3 separate regions of the Homo sapiens genome follow, and regions 1 and 2 are each linked to region 3. Evidence: chromatin contacts called from ENCODE Hi-C data. All regions are on one chromosome and are shown on one strand. The core of a region is the stretch at or near the end of the contact, and the rest is flanking DNA. Distances in the headings are between cores, read along the strand shown.

Region 1 (4,083 bases), core at 280-2,779, 5.8 Mb before region 3:
GGCCAGTCTCACTCCCACTGTGCCCCTGCCAACAACATCGAATCTATTTCCAGGCAGTCGGTGACCAGGGCTGAGAACTTGCCCCTGGCTATCAGCCTCCCTGCTGAGAAAGCAAGCAGACTCATGACTTTTCTTTTTGGCATCTCAGAGAAACTGCAGTGGCGATACAGTTCCTTCAAAGGGTCTGTGAATTCTCTTGGCTTTCCTGGTATGTTGCTGCAGTAATTCTTGAAGCAAAAGTTCATGATGTGAGTCTCCACATGCTGTCCTGTCTGTCCCAGCAGGAGCTGCAAGCTAGTCCTGCCTCCTCACCCTCACAGAACCACCAGAATAATGTTTGACCAAATATCTAGGCACTCTGTGGCCCGGTCAAGTTGACCCATAAAATTAACCATCACACTGGTCCCCATGCAAAGTGAAACCCAGGTTTTGGAGTTCAGGCCCAGGGTCCCCTTACGAGGAGGGCTCCTGAGGGTGATAAGTGTAATGGTCATATCTAGGCTGTCCTTCATAGCCACTTTCTTTCTTCCTAAACCTCAGGATTTAAGAGCACTGGCCTGAAACCTGGATTCGAATCTCTGCCATGTATTAGTTATGCAAACTTTAGCCATATTATTTAATCTCTATGCCTCAGTTTCTTCACCTTTAAAATTGAGATAAAAATAATCTCTACCTCAGGAGATTGTTGTGAAGAGTAATTAAGTTAATATGAAACATTTAGAACAATGCCTGGTACATGGTAAGCGCCCAATAAATATTTTAAAATAAATGTTTTTAAATGTTTTCATCTAAAACCAGTGTGAATCAGTTGTGGGATGTGGAAACCAAAAGCTAATTGAGCACACACAATAAATATCAGTACTTGCTGTTAGTTTTTAAAATATCAGCTATTTTTGTTGCTCTCACTCAGGCAGTTTTCTCTCTGGCCCTGACACTGACCTTAGAAAAGATAAATCTCTACAATGTGACCATCAGGTCTGCTGCAGCCCTGGTCTGCTCTGCAATAAATGAATTTAGCACTTATTGGGGTGCTCAAAGAAGTCCTATCCCTGAAAGACATTCTTTACACTTTAGGAAAACAGGAATGGACAGTAACTCCACCCTTAAAGGCCAGTGAAATATTGACCTAGAGTATCTCCAACCTGGTGCTCTACAAGGCTGGGACTGCAATGTAAACTCATATTCCCAAGGGATCAATTAAGCCAGAATATCCCACAGTTTGTCTATAACAAGACAATGGGGCTTTCTGCAGCCCTCAAAACTCTCAAGTGAGGAAAAATTGTTAAGCCTTCAGATTTTAACCAAGCAGACCAGAAGGTGGTATATAGCCATAGCTTATTAAAAAGCATTTCAGATAGAAAAGGCGGTGCTGTAATTTCAGATCTGAGAAATGAAACTGAAACCAAACCTATATTCTTCCTTCCCCAACCTCCCAGTTGTTAAACACGCCCTGCTGTTTCTGAGCCAATTAGAGCTTGCTGTGAGACAGAAGCAGAGAATACATAGACTTCCGTTAAAACCAGAATGAGGAAAATACTTTTCTCTAGCATCGTAGGAGGAAGAAAACAAACACATCAGATATTTTCAGCACTAAAAGAGATGGTTTTCCCCACATATATGTAAAAGAAATTTGCAAGACTACTGGGTAAGTACAATATCTATTATTAATATTGTTCTTACTATCTATAGCAGCATTTTATTGAATAGAAAGAAATATACTTTTCAATTAGAAGCTTCAAATATACCTCAAAACAAAAAATAGTATTCTAAGCCTAGAAATTCTAGACTATTTGTTGCTCTGACAGCAGTCTGCTTTATATTAGTTGAAAAATTAGTCATAACATTTCATTAAAGATGCAGTTGAAAACTACAGACACTTTTATTGATGAACTCTCCCAAGGCATACAGCATCTTCAGAAAGAACAAACAGGCCAGGTGTGGTAGCCTGTAATTTGAGCACTTTGGAAGGCAAGGACAGGAGAATTGTTTGAGGCCAGGAATTCAAAATTAGCTTGGGCAACATAGCAAGACCCTACCTAGCAAGATTCCTACCAAAAAAAAAAATAGCTGGATGTGGTGGCACGCAGCTGCAGTCTAGCTACTTTGGAGGCTGAGGCAGAAGGATTGCTTGAGCCCAGGAATTTAAGGTTACAGTGAGCTGTAATTGTACCACTGCACTCCAGCATAGGCAACAGAGTGAGACACTGTCTCAAAAACAACAACAACAACAACAACAACAACAACAACAAACGGAAAGATAGATAAAGAACAGGCAATGAAAACTTAAAAGTACTTTACTTTAATCAAATACAACTTCCACCATCTACTCTAAGAAATAGGTAGCTTCCAGAAAACAAAACTCTCTGAGAGCTTCTCAGATATTGTTGTCGGATGACATACATAGGAAGACAGACAGACAGATAGACTACTATGGGAAGTCTTTGGAATTAAGGCAGCTTTATGTTCCTGGCAAAAATACTAGGTTTATGTCTAATTTCTCCCCAAAGCAAACAGTAAGATAATGCAAGACGGTTGGAGGATCACATTTCTGAATAAAGGTCTGACCTTCAACTCCCTTCTAGAAAAGTTAACAAACCCTACAGTTTAACACCAACCAGAGTTAAAAAATGTATGTGGGTTCAATCAGTAACAAATAGTGTTTCCTACTAAGATGCTCAGAACCAAATTTTCAGGTCAGTTTTTAAAGTATACGGAATCAAAACCAGTAATTTTAGGTACTAATTTTACTCCCTCATTTCACCTTTTCTCCCCCTACCCTTATTTAGCCTTCCCCATGATTTCTTTACCTAAGGGTTTTAATATATGTGTGATCCTATATTACTTTCTAAATTACCTAAAAAACATTTTGGAACGAGAGGGTATAAAGAAATCATTAATATGTAAAATATCTATGAACAGTGGCATAAATACCTATGAATGCTGGCATATATTTTCTCCAAGAGTGACATCATCAACAATTTTTTTAAAATAATGTATTGAAAGGCACAGCTATCAATAATCTGACAAAAGCTTTAGGGGAAGAAGTGTGAAAGTGTAACCTGTTCAATGACATTTGAAATATTCATAGTGTCTCTAGTAGAGAAAACAGTCAAAAGTCACTTCTTTATTATTTGCTTACTTTCCCAACCAAATGTTCAGGCCCAGTTCTCCATCCCCCACACTCTTATATGAGAACCTGACTTTACGTTTTCACATATAATGGTATGTAGTTCTTGCATGAATCAAATAATCCATCTAATTCACCAGTCTCATAATCTAGTTTATGACATATCACCAGAGACTAAGGACTGTGTCTGTAAAACTGTGAAAGGTCCAAGTTGATGAAGGAAGTCAGGGAGACCCTAGGAAAAGGGTACTGGTGGGAAGCGGCGAGATGGGGGATGAGAGCCATAGGTATGAGGCCTCAGGAGCCAGCGCACGCTAGCAGCACAATAATCGGGGACCCCTGCTTTATGTGTTAAATAGTGTGGGTGCAACAAAAGTGAGCATACTTTCATAGGGTGGAGTAGACGTGACTCAGTAAATGGATACAAGAAAGTGACTCAGATAGAATGGTTACTAGACGAGGGTGTAGTCAGTTTTTAGACAACTCTAAAACCAGTATTGAATCAACACTGAGTGGGATGCAGAAGTCAAAAGTTCATAATCTGAGACTGCAATAATAAACACCTAGTAAAACTTTAGGACCTCACATACCATTGAATTCACAATTATCCTTGATTCATAACACACCATCATCTTTTTTATGCAAGTATCTCTTTTATTTTATTCATCCGTTTTATTTTCTAATGTATTTTGGAGGCATTATTGGCTTTTTAAATACAGTATAACTTGTATACAATGAACAAACTTAAGGGTAAGCCTTTATGAAATTTTAATATGTACTTATCTGTGCAACCGCTAGCCATATCAAGATATAAAATATTTCCATCACCCCTTCCCAGAAAATATCCACCCCCCAACATCAGTCTGACTTCTATGACAGATTACTTTTGCCTATTCTTAAACTATATAAGTAGAATTCTACAATATGTTTTCTGTTGTAACTGGCTTCTTTCACAC
Region 2 (4,045 bases), core at 976-3,475, 5.2 Mb before region 3:
CACTGCAACCTCCACTTTCTGGGTTCAAGTGATACTTGTGCCTCAGCCTCCCCAGGAGCTGGGATTAAAGGTTTGCACCAACACAGCCGGCTAATTTTTGTATTTAGTAGAGTGAGGGTTTCACCATGTTGGCCAGACTGGTCTTGAACTCCTGACCTCAGGTGATCCACCTACCTCGACCTCCCAAAGTGCTGGGATTACAGGTGTGAGCCACGTGCCTGGCGTCAAACCAGAATTTTTTTTTTTTTTTGAGACAGAGCCTTGCTCTGTCATCTAGGCTGGAGGGCAGTGGCATGATCTCTGCTCACTGCAATCTCCACCTCCCAGGTTCAAGCAATTCCCATGCCTCAGCCACCTGAGTAGCTGGGACTACAGGTCCGCACCACCACACCCGGCTAATTTTTGTATTTTTAGTAGAGGAGGGGTTTCCATCATGTTGGCCAGGCTTGTCTTGAACCCCTGACCTCAAGTGATCTGCCTGCCTCGGTCTCCCAAAGTGCTGGGATTACAGGCGTGAGTCACCACGCCCAGGCTTCAAACCCAAATTTTTTTTTTTTTTTTTTTTTTGAGGCAGAGCTTCCCTCTTGTTGCCCTGTCTGGAGTGCAATGGCGCAATCTCGGCTCACTGCAACCTCTGCCTCCCGGTTTCAAGCGATTCTCCTGCCTCAGCCTCCCGAGTAGCTGGGATTACAGGCCTGCGCCACTAGACCCAGCTAATTTTGTATTTTTAGTAGAGAGGGGGGTTTCACCATGTTGGCCAGGCTGGTCTCAAACTCCTGACCTCGTGATCCGCCCACCTCGGTCTCCCAGAGTGCTGGGATTGCAGGCGTGAGCCACCGTGCCTGGCCAAACCCAACTTCTACTCTACCAAGCTACAGGACATTAAATTGTTAAGCATGGGAATGATGTGATGGATACAGTGTTTCAGTAAAGTTAACTTTTAAAAAGGCTGGAGGAAGATATGCTAGATTACGTTTTGGGGTAATTCAGTTATGAATGAGGGAAACTTGGGGCCAAAATGACAGAAATATGAATGGAAGAAATGAGGAAATGAGTCATTTCTTAACTTGCACATTACCTTGCACTTTGTAAGTTCATAAATTTAATAAGATAAACTTCAGTAAAGTCTTCTGCTGGGTATTCATCTAGAGCATTGTACTGTTCAATTGCACCATATAAAGCGAATCGCTCAACTAATTCCTTCATGACTCCCACAGCAGGAACTCCTTGTATTAATAAGTACTGAGATTCCAAATTGATTGTATATACCTGAAAGAAATGCAGAGTTATTAAACGTATTTCGCAAATAAGCCTAGGACGAATCTGCCTCTATTTTTTTTTAAAGAGAACTTTGAAAACAAGAAATAATCTGTTCAACCCAGTCAGCAAAAGAACACAAAATGAAATTTCTGCCATTCCTTCTGCATAAAGAATAACAGTCCATGTGAGAGGCTACCTAAGGCATATAACAGACTACCTTCAGTCGACATTTTTTTCCAGAAATTGAGTCGGTAGAAGTCACTGGGAACAATCACTCAACGAATATTCACTGAGTGCTTACCTGTGCCAAGTAGTACTGTAAACACAGAAGATCCAATGACTAAAACCAAGGCCTATTCTCGTGGAGTTGATGTTCTAATACTTGACCAAAGGCGTCGTGAGAATCTTTGGTAACTGACCGAGGGTTCTTCACGCCAGCTCTAACGAGAGACAGATCTGACGGAAGCCTTGTCGTGCCTTTATTTCCGTAGGCTGGTCATATGGCGCTAGCACTCACATAAAGCTACCGAGGAGAGCGAATGAAACCAAAATCACTTTACCTTCACAGCACGAGGCCGTCGTCCCTCTCGATATTTGGCCCGTGTGTCGCATACCGCCCTCTGGACGTGGTGATCAAATAAACTCCCTAGCTCCCCGCCGCTCGACGCCATCTTGCCTACTTTGATCCTCGCAGGGAGGACAACATCCGCCCTACTGAGCTCCCTTTTATCCAATAAGAGAGCGGGATGAGTTAAGGAGTGCCAGGATTGGCTGGAGAATCGACAGCGTCGGCCATCGTTTCCTGCGTGCGAAGATTTGATGAACGAGGTGCCGCCCCCGAGCGGCTCGGCGGAGAGGCGCGGTGGGTGACAGAAGCTTTCTTGTCCCACCCACTACAGGCTTACGGCAGGATGCGCAGCGGGGAGAGGGGGCGGGGCCGCAGGGGGCGGGGCCGATCGATCTCCTCCGGCTCCGACGTCCTCGGCCTGCCGGGTCCCGGGTCCTTTGCGGCGCTAGGGTGGGCGAACCCAGAGCGACGCTCCGGGACGATGTGGGGCAGCGATCGCCTGGCGGGTGCTGGGGGAGGCGGGGCGGCAGTGACTGTGGCCTTCACCAACGCTCGCGACTGCTTCCTCCACCTGCCGCGGCGTCTCGTGGCCCAGCTGCATCTGCTGCAGGTAACCTGCCGGCCCCGAGCCACCTGATCTTCAGCCTGGGGTCGGACGAGGCCGAAGCCTCTCAGGGACGCGGCGGGACACCGGCTGCCACCCGGGCGCCGCCGAAGCGCGCAGAGATCAGGGTCCCTCGACGGCAGGGCCCTTCTGGGTAGTCTCTGGATCCCACAAGTCCAGTGCAGCCCTGGGCTCGTCTTATCCCAGGTCTTTTCACTTGGTGAAACTGAACCTAGAAACGTCCTAATATTCTACCACTGTTTTTATAAATATTCCTTATTCCAGGCTGGAAAAGCTCCTGAGAAGTGGTTTGTTTTTATTATTTTAAAAGGTGTTTTCCTTGCCAGCCATTTCCAGTTAACCTGCGCTGCTGCCGTCCGGGCCGCGAGAGCGGGACGCAGAGTTGTTGGCGGAGCCCCTGTCGGTTCCCGGGGACTAAGCACCGCGTCCCATGAGCGGGAAAGGTTAATACAATGATGGTTCTGCCCTGCGTCGCTGACGCGGAACACAGCTGTAGTGTGTTAGGAACACATAACGTAGTTAAGATCACTTGAAGCTCTGCGATCAGTCGCCCTTCTGGACGTTGTGGTTAGGATGTTTCACAGTTCTAACCACTGGTGGAGATACAGCGTCCATATTTTCATAATTAAAAATAGAGGCACATGGTCTCACGAGTTTGAGTGTACTTATGGGGGCAAAAGGACGGCGTATTTGAAATCCTCATAAATCCTGGATGCATGGTACCCACCAGTGGCTAATCTATGCAATGAATAGAGTTTGCAATAATTTCAAGCATCCCTTCTTTCCACTTGAGTTACTTCCCCATACCTAGGGGAAGATATTTTTGGTCCACTGAAAACATGAGTTCAGCAGAATCCTCCTATCATCGTCGTTATTATTTTTTACCACTAAGTAGACAATCTTTTGGTTTTTGATGGGCTTTATGGCTAGAGACAAATCAGTCACTGTCACCAAGTTCCAGGTAGAAGTTGGTTCAGTGCTCTGTCAGCTTCGATGGGATTTTTCAACATGTTTTCAAATCTGCACTTAATAGTAGGAATGCTTTCTTACAGTAACTCTAATTTGATCCTAAGATGTAGTTGTTACCTTACATTCATCACTGTTTAAGAATTTAGTGGTCTTGATCTTTGTTTTAAATTTTGAGCCTTCGGGAAGTACTTATAAGAATTAATTCATGCATATCTTTTTGAAATGTAAATGTCTTTAGCCCTGGAACAAATTGCTGTTTCTGTTCAGCCCATATTAGCAGAATAGGTCAACTTTACTTTCTAATTATCAATGTAATAAGTTTATTACTTTATAGATTCCATAAATCTATACATTTATTCCTCGATGAATTATATAAATTTATAGAATTTATGTTTTATAGAAAATTTGGAAAGCATGGAAAATTATTAACAAGAAAATAAGTTACCCATAATCCCAGAACTTAGAGGTGACTAATGTTGACAGTTTGGATCAAATCTTCCAGTTTTGTTTCTAATCTTTATTTTTAACATAAATGAGGTCCTGTATACACACGTACAGTTTTGTGTCCTGGTGTTTTTATTTAATGTTATTATGAGTGTTTTATTTTGTTAAAAGGTCATCAT
Region 3 (3,751 bases), core at 150-2,649:
AATTCTAAGCCAAGTACTCAGCTAAGCCCACCCAAACTTCACATTTACAGAAGCTATGAGATAATACATTTGTGTTGTTTTAATTGTTGCATTTGTGTAATTGGTTAAGGCAGCAATAGAAGACTAGTACACACATACAGAGAAGATAAGCTATTCTGTTTACCTCTGTGCCACTTAATAGACTCTAGAAAACTGGAAGCAAGAGTATTAGTTACATACCCACTATAGTGCTTAACCCACCAACCGGTACACATTAAAAATATAAATTATTGGATTCTTTCTTGAAGAGTTTTCTTGAATTCTCAACCACAAAGATTAAGTTAAATAAGATGGTTCCAATAGCACTAAGAAAATGATTATGCTAGATTTAATTAGAATTGACTTTCTGGGGGCAATTAGATATGAATTCACAGAAAGTGGAAAAGAACCACGAACAATACGTGAAGGAATTGTCACATACCAGTACACCAAGAAGATGAACTGCTTGAGACTGCCAGGAGCCTGCTGCAACAATTGTTTTGAGATCACAGGGAACTGGACTAAGTCGGTGACTGTGGGAAGAAAGAAACAAGCTTAACAAATATTTAAGAGGGAAAAAGAAATGAACAAGCTAGTGAAAGAAGGTGGAATGCAGACAAACTAGGAGTTGGGAGTTCCCAAGACAAACTTTTCGTGAATCACTGCAAACACACGCAAATAGTCCACCTGCTAGAGAGCAGGAGTAAATGATCATACAATTAAGTAGGTTTCAGACAAGTACACCTTCCATTAGACGGGTTCAAAGGGTAGAGGATACGTTTTCAGTGGCTGGGTAACAGGTTCGTCGCAGAGTGGCAAGGGGTAGAAGCAGGAGCAGAGGGCAATGAGAGCTCGGAGGCTCTTCCCACCAACCCAAGAGCAACTCTGCACTCAAGAGGCCATCAAGTGAGAGAAATCTAAGCACTACAACGGAGCAGCCCCGCGGCCCAACCTTGAGGGTACCCCTGAGACCCCAGCAGGCGAGATGCTTGATGACACTACTCCCCCACCAAATCCAGGCACCTTTGCGGTTCTGCACGACTTAACTTTCCCCCGCCCCCGAGTTGAAGGATTAGGGGAGGGAGGGAATGCTGCTTCAACGGACCTGTCCGTCCTCACCGCCCGCGCCTCGCCGCCTCTGCCGCAGCCTCAGCCTGCAGCAGCACCGGCTCGCTCCCCCTTGGGCCTCAAAGGTGCGGGAATTGGACTGAAGGCCGCTAGGGTCCCGCCCCGCATTCGCCGGGGAACAGGATTGGATAGAAAGCCGCGAGGGTCCCGCCCCTCACTTTCCGGGGAACGGGACTGGACGGACAGCTGCAAGGGTCCCGCCCCGTGCCTGACGTCGGGGGCGAGCCGGGCCTGCGCGGTAGTGGGACCCGACCCTGTCTCCAGTGGGCGTCTTGGGCCCCGGCTCTATTCTGGGCTGCGGGCCTGGGAAGGGCTCGCCGGGTGCCAAATGAGCTGTCCTAACTCTGCGGGGCTGCAGCTTCCTGCATGATGCTGGGGAGCTTGGCGCCTGACCCAGGATCTAGAAGGCACTCTGGGCAGGCCGCGCTCCGCCCACGAAGGTACCCAACCCTCTGGGATAGATGCAGGAAGCGATGGTTAAGACCCATTTTCACCCAACTTCTCGCCGCAGGTCTGGCTTACCACACGCTCCTCCCCATTCCCAGTGAGCCGCTTTTTGCAGCACCAGGCGAACACTTACACCAGTGCTTTGTAAAGGAATCTTATTGTCCACCCCGTGTCTTGGCAAAAGAACAGTGATCACACAGATTCCTACTTGGGCTCTTTCCTTTAATCTTCGGAGGCTGAGTTTGCCCAACTCAGGTATGCCGCAGCACACTACATCATCTCGGGTCTCCTTGCTCTTCTGCAGCTCTTCATTGCTACCCAAGTTATTTGAATACCCCAGGGATGCTTACCCCCGGGCCTATCTGATGTCTTTTACTGTTGTGCCAAGAAATGGAATCTTTAACCAGAGTGGAGCTACCCAAGTTCTAGAAGATCATAATGTGATTGACTTAGTTTCACAGATTAATTCATTTTGCTTTTACCTTCTGAAATAAAATATACTGTTTCATTTTTAATTTTAAATACACTGTTTCATTTTTTTGTGGAAGGAAAGACCAAATGTTTACACTGACTCTGAACTAGTTATCAAAGATAAAGATTTAGATTTCAAATTAACATGTCATGACAGGCCCCATTCCTTTGTCTGTCGTTTCTAACTCCTTTAGCAGTAAAGTTTGACCTGAAGGGAAGTGAGGCTATGTGTAACTGAATGTTCCCTTTGTGTAAATATTCATAAGTTTTCTACAGAAATATTGTGTTTGATTACAGTACAGCTTGCTGGAAGTGTTTCATAATATATGGCAGACGTACTATTCTAAGAAAAGTTCTGAATTTTGAAACATATCTAGCCAAAAAGATTTTAAATAAGGGATTAGGAATTTGTAGTTGTAATTTCTGAAGGTGTGATAAAGAACTTTTTCTTTCATATATAAGTGCGATGCTCTGGATGATGTTAAAGTTTGCTTACAAGATAAAGTTTTTAAATTGAGTAACTAAAAACTACTCAGAAACCTTCGTTGTATTTTTTTTCTCCTTTTTAGTGAGTCTTGGCATCTCTTTAAAAGTTTATGCATGTTTAATGCCTGTTGGTGCATAGAATTTAGAACCATTTCGCTTCACTCTTTTTCCTACTCTTGTTGTTTATTTCAATGGAAACAAGATGTTTCTGTAAAGATTCCTGAATTATCGGATAGACAAAAAGGTGTGGGAGTGAAAAAATGAATGGAACACAGATTTGAGTATGTAGAAAAAAATCTTTTAAAATATGTTATACTGATAAGCATATGTACCCCAAATCACCAAAAACAGGTATTTTAAAATATGTTTGGCTTCAAAATGTGTGATATATATTTTAATGAAAGATTCCAAATTATGTTGCATTCAGGTTAAACTTGAACGAGTTTGCATTTCTTAGAGTGGAGCGGGAGATATTGGCTGGTAAGGAAGATGTTTTAGGCACTTGAAGTATTTGTGATAGCAAGAAGTTGTTCCAAGATTAAAAATTGACTATGAGTCAAAGTAACTTTTTGGAGGAAAATTTGTAAGTAGTACAAGTGGTGATAATTTTTTAAGTTGCCATTAAAAAAATCTTTTATTTTTGTTCTTCTGTAGTTCTTACTCAGCATACCACAAATTGCAAAAGACTTTATAGATAAGTCTAGATAAATTTCACCATTAAAAAGTATTAAAATGCTAGACTAAGAAGTTCATGTTTCAATCTGCATAACTGGCTTCCTGCTAAGATTTGTGACTCTAATAAGTAAGGAGATATGGTAAATAGCCCTAATCTATGGGAGACCTGTAACCTCCTTTCATTCTGATGTATAAAATGAACATGTTGAAGAAATAATTTTGTGATGTTTCTTCTTTTTAATGGGGGGGCAGTAGAAATATGGTCATTTTGGGAAGCAGCCAACAGCAAATTAAAGTACACTGGACGCAAAGAGGGCAATGTAGCATTAAAAATGAACTCCACTGCCAACAGCAGATGAACAGTGTTTGATACAAAAGGTCTCTTTTTAGTACTAATCATTGATTTGGGGTTGCTTTTGATGATATTTACAGTACATGAAAAGTTGCCACCAAAATCTGAGGGGAAGAGTTAAGATAACTATGATGTTTTTGCATCTCAGAAAAAAATACCTTCTTACTAAACAAA

The links. A loop is a pair of places that touch in the nucleus more often than their neighbours do. Pooled maps may share reads with other maps.
Region 1: a map of CD8-positive, alpha-beta T cell shows a loop between it and region 3 (11-fold over the local background). The contact joins the promoter of SAMD9 here to the promoter of TP53TG1 in region 3. A Hi-C loop is called at or near these places in 2 of 168 maps with a recorded cell type or tissue (CD8-positive, alpha-beta T cell and naive thymus-derived CD4-positive, alpha-beta T cell) and 5 of 50 pooled maps.
Region 2: a loop to region 3 is called in a map of B cell, with 8 times the contacts of the local background. The contact joins the promoter of PEX1 here to the promoter of TP53TG1 in region 3. A Hi-C loop is called at or near these places in 1 of 168 maps with a recorded cell type or tissue (B cell) and 11 of 50 pooled maps.

Annotation. Positions count from the first base shown.
Region 1 is chr7:93,115,425-93,119,507 of GRCh38, reverse strand. It overlaps SAMD9 (sterile alpha motif domain containing 9), which reads left to right and starts at 1,529. Exons shown (of 3, transcript NM_017654.4): 1 at 1,529-1,645.
Region 2 is chr7:92,526,700-92,530,744 of GRCh38, reverse strand. It overlaps PEX1 (peroxisomal biogenesis factor 1), which reads left to right and starts at 2,225. Exons shown (of 24, transcript NM_000466.3): 1 at 2,225-2,438. The coding sequence starts at 2,310. It overlaps RBM48 (RNA binding motif protein 48), which reads right to left and starts at 1,950. Exons shown (of 5, transcript NM_032120.4): 1 at 1,821-1,950; 2 at 1,079-1,269. The coding sequence starts at 1,931. RefSeq lists enhancers at 1,647-2,026, 2,627-2,806 and a silencer at 2,167-2,396.
Region 3 is chr7:87,343,140-87,346,890 of GRCh38, reverse strand. It overlaps TP53TG1 (TP53 target 1), which reads left to right and starts at 1,399. Exons shown (of 3, transcript NR_015381.1): 1 at 1,399-1,848. It overlaps CROT (carnitine O-octanoyltransferase), which reads right to left and starts at 1,227. Exons shown (of 18, transcript NM_021151.4): 1 at 1,124-1,227; 2 at 461-551. RefSeq lists a silencer at 1,202-1,411.